Regions from separate parts of the Mus musculus genome. Here region 2 is linked to region 1. The links are chromatin loops, found by intact Hi-C in ENCODE. Cell type or tissue: gastrocnemius. All regions are shown on one strand. Links, peaks and the distances in the headings refer to the core of each region. The heading gives the core; the rest is flanking DNA.

Region 1 (5,850 bases), core at 247-5,246:
CGGTGCCTGCCTCGCCTGTGTGAGGCCCTAGGTGTAACCCTCCGGGAAACCACCATCAGGGAAACAAGAACAAACACAAGCCCACTGGACAGTAGTAGTAGGATGCTGCTGTTGTTAGAGCCTTCCAGGAATCTGTACACAGAGATATAGCTCATGGGCATATGCACTAACATATCATATAATCTTAAACTCACACATAGCTGTGCAGTGTAATATATCTTACATGCACAGTCATATCTATCCAGTTAAAAGCGCAAGTTTCCAGCAACCCTTCTAACCCCAGCCTAACACCGTGCATTTCAGATGTATTTACTCATATCTGCATTTGTCCTCTTTCCTAATAATAGAAAAGATGAATCTCACAAGTATTAGCACATTGGACGCTTATCAGTTCAGTCCCAGATTCCCATCCCTGCCACAGACAGGGTTCCTCGCCGTTGGTTTCCTACAACTTACGCCAGGCCACAGGGTCACATCATCCTGCTTGTCTTCAGGTGACCTGTTCCAGGCCTTCCCTGCATGTGAATGCCTTCTTCCTCTGCTGGCCTCTGAGAGCACAGGATGTGGCACGCAGGTGTCCTCACCACACCAGGGGGTCTCACATCTTTCTGCTTCTGCTCATCCCTCTTTTCCCCAATCTTTCTACCCCTTGTACTGGCTGGTTCTGTGTCTACCTGACACAGCTGGGGTTATCACAGAGAAAGGAGCTTCAGTTGAGGAAATGCCTCCATGAGATCCAACTGTAAGGCATTTCCTCAATTAGTGGTCAAGGGGGAAAGGCCCCTTGTGGGTGGGACCATCTCTGGGCCTATAAGAGAGCAGGCTGAGCAAGCCAGGGGAAGCAAGCCAGTAAAGAACATCCCTCCATGGCCTCTGCATCAGCTCCTGCTTCCTGACCTGCTTGAGTTCCAGTCCTGACTTCCTTGGTGATGAACAGCAGTATGGAAGTGTAAGCCGAATAAACCCTTTCCTCCCCAACTTGCTTCTTGGTCATGATGTTTGTGCGGGAATAGAAACCCTGACTAAGACACCCCTCTTAGCTCTGAAAGGTCCAGCAACCCATGGTTGGCCCTAACTATATCACCCCTGCTAAAACACTAGCCCCTGCCCCTTGTCTCTGACACTGGAGCTGGTCATTGCTGTCTCCACACAGTCTCCCACCGGCTCTCCTTCCTCACTTCACTGAGGCTCAAAACACCACATATTGGCCAGCCCACCCAAAGGAGTCCTGGAGCTTGCTCACACTAGCTTCAGATAGACAGTTACGATGTTACCCCCGACCCCCTACCAACTCTGCATCCAGGTTATGTTGGCAGCTTGGAACTGGCATTCTAGATCCTTTTACCCTACATCAGTTGGCAAAGATTAGAGATCAAGTCTTCAATGCCCCTACTCTGCTTTCAAACATTTACCTTCCAACCTCTGATCTTACCTGACCCAGGTATCTAATGTTCTTAGCACTGCCCAAAGGCATTGGATTTACAAACTCTCTCTCTCTCTCTCTCTCTCTCTCTCTCTCTCTCTCTCTCTCTCTCTCTGTGTGTGTGTGTGTGTGTGTGTGTGTGTGTGTGTGTGTGTGTGTGGTCATGTGTATGTTTGTGTACTCATTATTGTTAGACCCAGGGCCTCTCATGTACTTGGCAAGTACTCGTCCCGTCCCCTTTCAGAGCTATCTATCATTCCATTGCCTATATTTGTTACTTAGTTGGGCTACAAGGAACATTAGTTACTTTTGAATTTGGGGGAAAAATACAATGACTTTTGCAAAGTTCCAGTGTTTCCTTAAATAATGAGTCTTACTGGAAGCTAAGTAAGAAATTCAAATTTGCCCGCATCCCAGATTGGATTGAAGTATTTACCACTGGCTAGAAAAGAATATACCACAAGTCAGGTATGGCCTCGTTCTTGCTTTTTATACTGTACACTGAGCACGTCTGAGACTGTAAAGTCTCAATGAAAGTCAGATTCTACATTCATATGAAATCAAAGTAACTAGGTTTTAACATTGAAGCAAATGACCACACACAGTTAAGAAAGGTCTTTGACGCCTCTTCTTCAACAACCAACTCTAGTGATAATGAGCCTTTAAACATTTCTTACTCAGGCTGGAGAGATGGCTCGGTGGTTAAGAGCACTGATTGCTCTTCCAGAGGTTCTGAGTTCAATTCCCAGCAACCACATGGTGGCTCACAACATCTGTAGTGGGATCTGATGCCCTCTTATTGGTGTGTCTCATATAAATAAAATAAATAAATCTTGGAAAAATTTTTCTTACTCTAGTAACTTTCTGTGCACCCTTAACTTCAGAATATAGCCATGTCTGTCAGGGCTCTCTAGGGCAATAGAACCGAGAATTAAATAGTCATGTGGATGTGTGTGGATGCGCGCATGCGTGCATGGAATTTTGGGTCCTGCAGGCCTGAAATCCCTAGGGAAAGCCTGCTGGGAGAAGATGCAGGTAGGTGTGGGTGGTAGGGTCTTGAGTCTATAATTTGCAGGCTAGGCTAGGCCAGGCCAGGCTGGCTGGACACTTAGGCAAGGTTCCCATATTTCTGTTTTGGAGTGGGATTCCTTCCTCTTTGAGGTTCCATCAACTGGAGGGGGCTCATCCACACTATGAGGGTTAGTCTGCTTTGCTAACTCAAGATATTATTGTCTCTGTGACATCCCTTTGTAGCAGCCTCTAGATCAGTGTTTGACCATAACTAAGCATGAGTGTCCAACACAGCTGATACATACAGAGGGCCAGCAGAGTCATTATCTGCTGTGAAAGCAACATTGATTTTCTTTGCCAGGCAATTTCAAGCATTTGACTTAATTTTTCTTAATGATGGTAAACTGGCAACTAATAGACTCTTAGCTGATTTGGAGTTTCCATGCTAATCTTGTTAGGAGAATAACATAATCTTAGTAATTTTTGCTCTCTTCTCTCGGTGATATCATGTATTCCATTTTCCTTGATGATTTCCGGTCTTTGGAGGAAATATATATATATATATCATTAAACAGGTACCATGCTGGAACTTGTGAGTGAAGGTGTTCCACACATGGTCTCTGCCTCTCCGCGCTCCGTGGGAGAACAGTTGGCTCATGCAGGTTGGACCAGCATGGCTCAGGACTCCAAGAGGAGTGATTCCCTCACCCATTCTCGGTGCTTTCTTTCCCGTTTCATAGAGCAAGCCTGAGAGTGGGACTTGCCAAGGGAGACAAAATGCCAGGTTGGGCAGCCAGCAGGTTGAAGCCAGCTGACAGCTGGTTCAGGGAGTTGGCTGTCTAGTATGCCTGTTGCCAGCACCTGTTGATCTTGCAGGCCATTGAGTAGGAGCACAGCCCCTCCTGCCGAGGACCAGGAGGAAGTCTGGGCTCATTAGATCTCTGCTGACATTCACAGTCAGTCTGTTTTCCTTCCTACAAAGTATACAGAAAACTCATAAATAAAGCATACCTTGAGTAAAATTCTACTCTTGCTCTCATGCATTACTGATCTCAAACAGCCTTTGATGATCTGCACATATAGTCCTTGCAAGAAAGAACACAGAGATGGGGATGGTGATATACCTCAGGGGGGAGACATTGGCTTAGTATGCGTGACCGAGGCTTCAGGTTTGATTTTCCAGCACCAAAAATAAAAAGCAAGATTCCCCCGGAGTAAATGTCCCATCAGCTGATGATAACTGCCACAAACTGGAGGTGACATTGCAGCCTGCTGGTTAAATAATGCAATAACCATAGGTGATTTAAGTAGCTTGGACCTGATACCACCACTTCATCAGTTTCTTTTTCGTTGTTGTTGCTGTGATAAAATGCCCAGCAATAGTCACTTAAAGGGTCTCACGGCTTACTGAGTATTGTCCATCATGGTCAGGTACCAGAAGCGAGGCAGCTGGTCACCTTGTGCCCACAGTCAGGAAGCAGACCGATAATGCTGGTGCCGAGCTTCCTTTCTCCTTACATTAAACACACACACACACACACACACACACACACACACACACACACACACACACTTATTGATTTATTGTGCCAAAGTGCACACATGGAAGTCAGAGGACAACGTGTGGGGGTCAGTTCTCTTACCATGTGTGGTAACTCAGGAGTAAACGCTGGCCATCAGGCTGGTGGAAGGTGCCTCTCCACTGAGCCATTCGGAAAGCCCTCACTTTCTTCTTCTATCCAGTCTGGTACCCAGCCCAGAAAATGATGCTGTTCATGTTTGGGCTGGTGTTTCTTCTCTCCACAGCTGCCTCACTGAGAGAAGATGCCCCCACTGTCACGCCCACAGTGTGTCTCCCAGGTGATTTCAAACCTTTTCAAGCTGGTAGTCACGATTAGCCATAACAGCCATAAAACTCTTTCTTTAAGGCTACTATTCATTCGTTCATTCATTCATTCATTCATTCAATAGTTCCAGTGCATTTTAAACCACCCCCTGTCAATTCCATATAAAACCCTAGCTCTGTTGCGGTAAATCTTCAACCCAAATATGCCCCATCAATGAAAACACAACACAGTTAATATGAATACATGCTGTGCGCCTAGATTGGGCAGATCAACCGCACTGCCATCTTCTATAGCTTATGAGACCCCTTAGAACTTGCAGTTTCTTTAGGTCACGTGCTTCTGCTCTGCTTTTCTTCTTCCTCCTCCTCCTCCTCTGCATCCTCCCTCTTCAATTTTCTCCTTCTTCTCTCCCCCAATTTTCTGCTCCAATTTCCCTTTATCTGCCCAATCATCAGCTCTCCTTTATTTTACAAATTAAGGTGGGAAGCAGGTTTACAGGAAATCACCTGAGTGCTGACTCATTCCTTGTTCACAACCCCTCAGAGGAGAACAGAATTATCATCAAATATAATTAGTCCCAGGGCTATCCACAACCTAGCTCTTGTCCCAAGTATTCAACAAAGCAATCAGCCACTAGCCAAGTGTAGTTTTTTTTTTCTTTTTTTTAAAATTTATTTATTATTATATGTAAGTACACTGTATATGTAAGTACACAGCTGTCTTCAGCCACACCAGAAGAGGGCATCAGAACTCATTACAGATGGTTGTGAGCCATGTGGTTGCAAGGATTTGAACTCAGAATCTTCGGAAGAGCAGTCAGTGCTCTTAACCACTGAGCCATCTCTCCAGCCCCAAGTGTAGGTTTTCTACATTAAAATCAGCGGGTGCCCTAGTTGGGTTTCTATTTCTGTGCAGAACACACTGACCGAGAACAGCTCAGGAAAGAAATTGTTTGTTTGGCTTATAAGCCGCTGTCACAGTCAATCACTGAGGGAAGCCAGAGCTTTCTGTGTAAATAATGCAGCAACTGTAGGAGATTTAAGTCATTTGGGGATGATAACCACCACTGTGTTGGTTTCTTTTTTCTTAAGCACAGAGCCAGGAGCTGAGGCAGGGACTTTGGCAGAGGCCACGGAAGAACACTTCTTTTTAGCTCACTCCTCAAGGCTTGCTCTTCCTATGTATACAACCCAGGACCACCTACCCAGGTGTGGTACCATCCCCCGAGTGGGCTGTGTCCTCCCATACCAATAATCAATTAGGAAAATGCCCCCACTGACTTGCATTCAGACCGATCTGATGGAGAATTTTCTCAATGGAGATTCCTCCTTCCCAGATGACTCTAGTCTGTGTCAAGTTGACAACTAGCCAGTACAAGTAGATTTTATTTTTCTATGGGTTCTGGGGAAGCTAGGCAGACAGTCTACTCTTGAACTATGTGCCAGACCCTGTAACTGCCTACCATAAATTAGCAGTTAAGTTTCTTGGTCACACTACCCACATGCATGCAAATATCCACACCCAGCAGCCGTGTGCTCCCAGCCGCCATCTTATTGCATGACACAGCTG
Region 2 (5,850 bases), core at 499-5,498, 120 kb before region 1:
GGATGGCAATGTATTCTCCTGTCATTCAGTCAATTTCAGGGCATCCTTACACTCACATGGTGGATGCTACTCACCGTGGGATGCTCTCCGTGACACTCCAACATGGCTTAGCCATTTCGGTTGAATGTCTTACTATCTACAGCAACAGTCATGCCACCACCATGGTAGCAAGAAGGCACACCATCATGTTGAGCTTGTTCAGGACGGTCACGTTCAATTACACAAATACTCCAACCTCAGTTGCATACTTTGCTACCTAGAACAGGGCCATGCAATAACCCTTCCCAAGTTGGTCTCTGTTTTGTTATGCTCTGCATTTTGGTGCAGTGATGGTGTCTTAGTGTGCTTTCTGTTGATCTGATAAACCCTTCTGACCTTTGGGCCAAAGCATCTCAGAAAAGAAAGAGTTAATTTGCTTTACACCTCCATACCACAGTCCATCATTGAGGGAAATCAAGGTGGGAACTCGTGCAGGATGCTGGAGGCAGGAGCTGATGCAGAGGACATGGAGGAATGCTGATTACTGGCTTGCTCCTCATGGCTTGCTCTGCTTGCTTTCTTATATAACCCAGGATCACCAGCCCAGAATAACACTAGCCTCAGTGCTCTGGGCTCTCAGCCCTCCCACAACAATCCTTTATCAAGAAAACGCACCATAGACTTACCAGAGGCCAATCTGATGGAGGTGTTTTCTTAACTGAGAATCCTGATTCCCAAATAACTTCAGCTTAGTCAAGTTGAAAAAAAAAATCCACTACAGATGGCTAGTTTTAAATACCAGCTTGTCAGAACCTAGACTCACTAGGGTTTTTGTTGAATAATCCCAGGGCTTGTGGGCGTGGCGTTATCCTCAATGCCTCAGCTCAAAATTCCTTTTTTAAAAAGTACATTTTAGAATTAAGTAACCACAGGATATATGAGGATCCAAAAGTCTTAGTTTTACATAAACGACATTAGTGTGTGTATGTGTGTGTGTGTCTGTGGTCACGCATGTTCCACAGCACACATGTGGAGGTCAGAAGACAACTTTGTGGAGTCAGGTTGTCAGGGTTGCGTGGCAGGGGCTTTTTCCCACTGAGCCATCTTGCCCCTGATCTCCTGCTTAAATCTTTCCATCCACCTCCTCCTTCCTCCTGTCTCTTCATCCCTGTCCTGGCTTAAGCCTTTCCTTTCCCAGTATCCCCTGCTCTTCTGATTTCATATCTTGTGTGTTCTGCTCGTCCCTCCCTCTCCGGAGCTCTTTCTAGTTTCTTGTTCTCTATAGACACTTCAGAATTAAACAAATCTACGCATGCAAAGCTGGGATCTGCGTATGAAAGAGAACGGGTAGGTTCTGTCCTTCTGAGCCCCAGTTATCTCGGTAGTGATCTAGCTCCACCCACTTTCCTGGGAATAATTCCGATCATGCATCCCTGATTTTGAATTTCCTAGCTATTGAATGACCACAGATGTGCAAGCGGCTCTGTAGGATACAGACCCCTTTGGGTTCATGTCCAGGGATGACATACAGTCTTCTTTAGGTTTTATGAGAAATGTCCACACTCATCTTTATAATGGTCACACTAATTTACACACTCACCATCAGGGAAAGGACTCCCCTTCCCCCACATCCTCACCAGCATTTGTTAAAATACCTTTCAACACCTCTTCATGGCTAGAACGATGCTTTGTATCTTCTGCTCCGCCCGAGAACTTGAATTTTAAGGATTTTATTTAGTTATAAACTATTATTTATTTATCTACATAATTTTATGTGTATGGGTGTTTTGCCTGCATGCATGTTTGCACACCATGTGTATGATGGTAACTGGGGAGGCCAGAAAAGGGGAGTAGATTCTCCTGGAACTGGGGTTTCAGATGCTTGTGAACTACCATTCAACCTAAATTCTCTGGAAGAGTATAAATAAATAAATAAATAAATAAATAAAATGCTAATAAGTAAAAAGTATAAAAATAGCATTAAATATGTTAAAGGATGCCAATAGTGTAGATGAAAAAACTGAGTTCTAACTTTCATCCAAGTTCCCCTAAAAGACCACCAACATGCTTAGGGGTAATAAAGAATGATATACTGTATATAACATGTGTTATGAATAAAAGTAATTTTCTTCCATATTTAAAACTATAATGAGGAGTTATATTACATTTGTTTGTTTGTTTGTTTGTTTGAGACAAGGTATCTCTGTGACCAGGCTCTGTAGACCAGGCTGGCCATGAACTCAGAGATCTACCTGCCTCTGCCTCCTAAGTGCTGGGATTAAAACCGTGTACCACCACCACCATGCTAAAATAAGTTTTAAACCAGACTCTGCTATTTTTTCTTTTTCTCCTCCACTGTTGGAGACTGAACCCAGAACTTACTCATCATTTTTTATTTCATGGCAGTTTTTCCGTGTGTTTTTTGTGTGTTTGGGTGTGTGTGTGTGTGTGTGTGTGTGTGTGCATGGACAGACGGGAGGGGGGCAACTGGAGTGGGGGAAATGGAGGGTAGTGGTGGGGGTTGTGGGAGATAAAGCTTGTCCTTACAACGAATGGACATCTGGGGTGAGAATGGCCAGGATGCTAGCTAGCATGGGGCTTGGAAATGTGTAATGGGTGCTTGTGAATAGGCACTGAAGGGGCCGGGAAGCCAATATGGACTTGGATATGCTGACAGCTGTCACAGGTATAAACCAATGAAGAGCCACATTTCTTCTGCCAGAGGCAAGGGAAATGACTCCTTTTGGTGGGAGCCTATTTCATAAATTCCCAAGGAAGGTTGGCTTTAATCTAACCATCAGAAATCCTTCTTGGTTTCTGAAGTCCAGTTTGCACTGAGCCTAGTCTCAATGTTGGACCAAGTCTGTGGGGCCTGCCCTTTTAGAGGGAAATGGGGTACCCTTTGGACCCTTCAGGTAATTAAACTCACATTGTCAGGCTTAGAAACAAATTCCTTTACCCTCTCACTTTTTAGTGTTCTTTCTAGGGTAAAAGCACAAACAAACAGACCCTTGGTTCCCTGGGTTACAACATCCTGCCCCAGAAAGTTCAGGCATAAGTGGAATGTCCAAAGAGGAGATCCTTTGGCCACCAGGGGGCAGCATACAGGCACGATTGCCTAAGAAATAAACTTCAAAAGCAAGGAAAAAGAAGGCGGCTTATTTGGGAAAACAAACAAACAAACAAACAAACAAACAAATATTGGGCATTTAATGTGTCAAATACATTAGGATTACTTTAACATTTTGCTTCCAAATTTACTAATAGGTTAGCTTTTTCCTTTTGAACACACAGTTTTTCATCTTTTTTCTAACCTACATTTCTGCTATTAGTCATATTTGTTTCTTTCTTTTTCTCCCTTCCTTCCTTCCTTCCTTCCTTCCTTCCTTTCTTTCTTTCTTTCTTTCTTTCTTTCTTTCTTTCTTTCTTTCTTTCTTTCTTTCTTTCTTTCTTTCTTTCCCTCCCTCCTGTTTCTTTCCTCTCCCTCCCTCCCTCCCTCCCTCCTTCCCTCCCCTCTCCCTCCCTCCCTCCCTCCCTCCCTCCCTTCCTTCCTTCCTTCCTTCCTTCCTTCCTTCCTTCCTTCCTTCCTTCCTTGTCTTTCTAATGTTAACCTTGGCTGGCCTGGAGATCAGCATGAAGAGCAGGTGGGCCTTGAACCTGTAGAGATCCATTTTCTTTCCCTCCTAAGTGCTTGGAGTAAGGGTTGTTCCCTACCACACTTGATAGTCTCACTTTTGGGTGGATGACAGTTCACAGAGGTTCTGATTACTGTCACCATTAGCCATTCTTTCTGTAGACACTCCGGTTTTCTGTGCCTTCTCTTCCTTCCTTCAGAGCACACATCCTTGACACGTTCTTCATCCAGATTTATATGAATCTTTAGAGATTCATTTTCATCCTTTAGCTCTCGTGTTGAGAACTTTTATCTGCACAATTATACAACATATGACCTTTTGATGGAAATTCTGAATTCTTCAGTGACATTTTTGATGTGCCGACTAAATAAATGCACCATAAGTCAATGATGCCCTCTTTTACTCTTTTATTAGTTTTCGTTGTCTGTAAATTCTGACTACTTGATTGGTTTCTACAAGCCAAAAAAATATATAGTACTTTATAGTACAAGTGCTCTCGAAGTAGTACCCAGAGCGAGAATAAAAGTAAAGGTGTTAGTATCGTCAGTTCTCTGGTTCTCTTATCTGTATTATGTGTGGATGTGTGCGTGTGCGCGTGTGCGCATGAGAGCAGGGGCCCTCAGAGTCTACAGGCATCAGATCTCTCTGAAGCTGGAGTTACAGGTGCTTGTGGAGCTGCCCAACATGGGTGCTGGCAACTAAACTCAGGTCCTTTGGAAGAACTGTGGGCGTGTAGTCTAGGCTCCGCCCCACAGTTACCTGGCAACAGCTGCGTGTGCCTGGCTCATTATAAAAGGGGCTGCTCTTTCTTGCTCTGTCCTCTTGCTCCTGCTCGCCCCCCCCCCCCATTACCCTCTCCACTCTCTCCCCACGTGCTCATGGCCCGCCTCTACTCCTTTCTCTCTCTCTCTGCCTTTCTCTAACTCTACTTCCTCAACTCCCTTCCCCATTGCCCTGAATAAACTCTATTCTATACTATAACGCCCTTGTCGTGTGGCTAGTCCCTCACGGGGAAGGGATGGCTCAGCATGGGCCCGCAGAGGCACCCCACCGCACAGCCACCAAACACATTTCTTCTTGCCTTATCTTTTTATAAAACACAAGTACAATATATCCACTGTTATCTCTCCACATTATATCACGTGATATCTGTTGCTAAATCAGAACACAAGATGCAGTTTGCCTCAACAGTGTGTGTGTGTATGAATATGTGCGGTGTATGTGTATGTATGTGTGCTGTTGCACGTGTCTAGAGGACATTGGGTGGTCTGCTTTGCCACACTCCACCATATAGACCTCTGTGAGACAGGGTCTTTCACTGAGCCCGGAGCTAGGTGAGGCCAGCAAGACCGGCAGCCTCAGTTTTCCATCCGATAAAGTGTTGGTCAGGTCCAACATTTTAAGTGGATTTTGGGGCCTAGAACTGACACCCTCATCCTTGTGTGGCAAGTCTGTCTTTTTTTTTTTTTTTCTCGAGGCAGGGTTTCTCTATGTACCCCTGGCTGTCACTTGAATTCAGAGATCCCATTTGAATTCTACCCTCCCAAGCGCTGGGATTAAAGGCCTGCGCAGCGCCCCGTTAAGCCACCTAGTTATAAACTTTTCTCAGAGTTTAAATCTCATGGCGATGGAGTCAAAGCTAAAGGAAAAACTTCAAGAGTGTACGTCCTGTGCTTGAGGAAAACGAAGCTGGGTGTGGGTATTTATAAAACCACGCGAAGTAATAATGGGAAAGGAAGGGGACGGGAAGGTGCCGGACTGAAACCTGCTATTTCGTCACAGGACCGGGCAAGCGCCCAGCCTGTCCTTTGTTCCCTTTGTCAAAGTATCCCCTCTTGCCAGGAAGAGACCCAGTCTCGACCGAAGGTGGGGAAGGTGTTCCGACAAGCTAGCGTCCTGACTCTCACTTTTCCTGGGTTTCCTTTACTTAGCTTTCGGTAACTTACCGCAGCAGAAGTCCAGATGCAAATTTAGGGTTTCTCTTTTAAGTAGAACTGTGGCTTAGAACCGCAGGGGCCATTGTGCTGACTGTCAGTGCCACTGCAGAAAAATAGGAAATCCCACAGTGAGAAAACAAAAGGCGCTAAGGGAAGCAATCGGTTTTGGTGCAAACTGGAATGCAGAAGAGAAGAGCCCACCGGCGATTAGAGCGCCTACCTAGTTGTCTTCTCCCAAGGGTCGTCTACTAAGGAAATATTTTTTAAAACTAGAGAAAAATTGATAAGCATGAGATGGC

What was found. Peaks named below come from ENCODE experiments on the same cell type or tissue, not always from the same donor. Only the 100,000 strongest peaks of a DNase experiment are listed, where the experiment ranks them.
Region 2: a loop joins it to region 1, with 10 times the contacts of the local background. A loop is called at or near these places in 3 of 42 quality-filtered maps.

What each region holds. Positions count from the first base shown.
Region 1 is chr8:47,567,732-47,573,581 of GRCm38, reverse strand. No RefSeq gene overlaps it. Among named protein-coding and RNA genes, the nearest start is that of Gm39172, 24 kb to the left of the region's middle. In gastrocnemius, for the core only: a CTCF peak has its summit at 3,347; a DNase peak (open chromatin) is centred at 3,251; H3K27ac peaks cover 274 bases.
Region 2 is chr8:47,690,544-47,696,393 of GRCm38, reverse strand. It overlaps Gm31692 (a long non-coding RNA gene), which reads left to right and starts at 998. Exons shown (of 6, transcript XR_003947547.1): 1 at 998-1,326. Gm31638 (a long non-coding RNA gene) reads right to left here. Exons shown (of 3, transcript XR_378945.3): 2 at 5,561-5,654. In gastrocnemius, for the core only: a CTCF peak has its summit at 3,061 (motif pointing right); a DNase peak (open chromatin) is centred at 3,075; H3K4me3 peaks cover 337 bases; H3K27ac peaks cover 548 bases.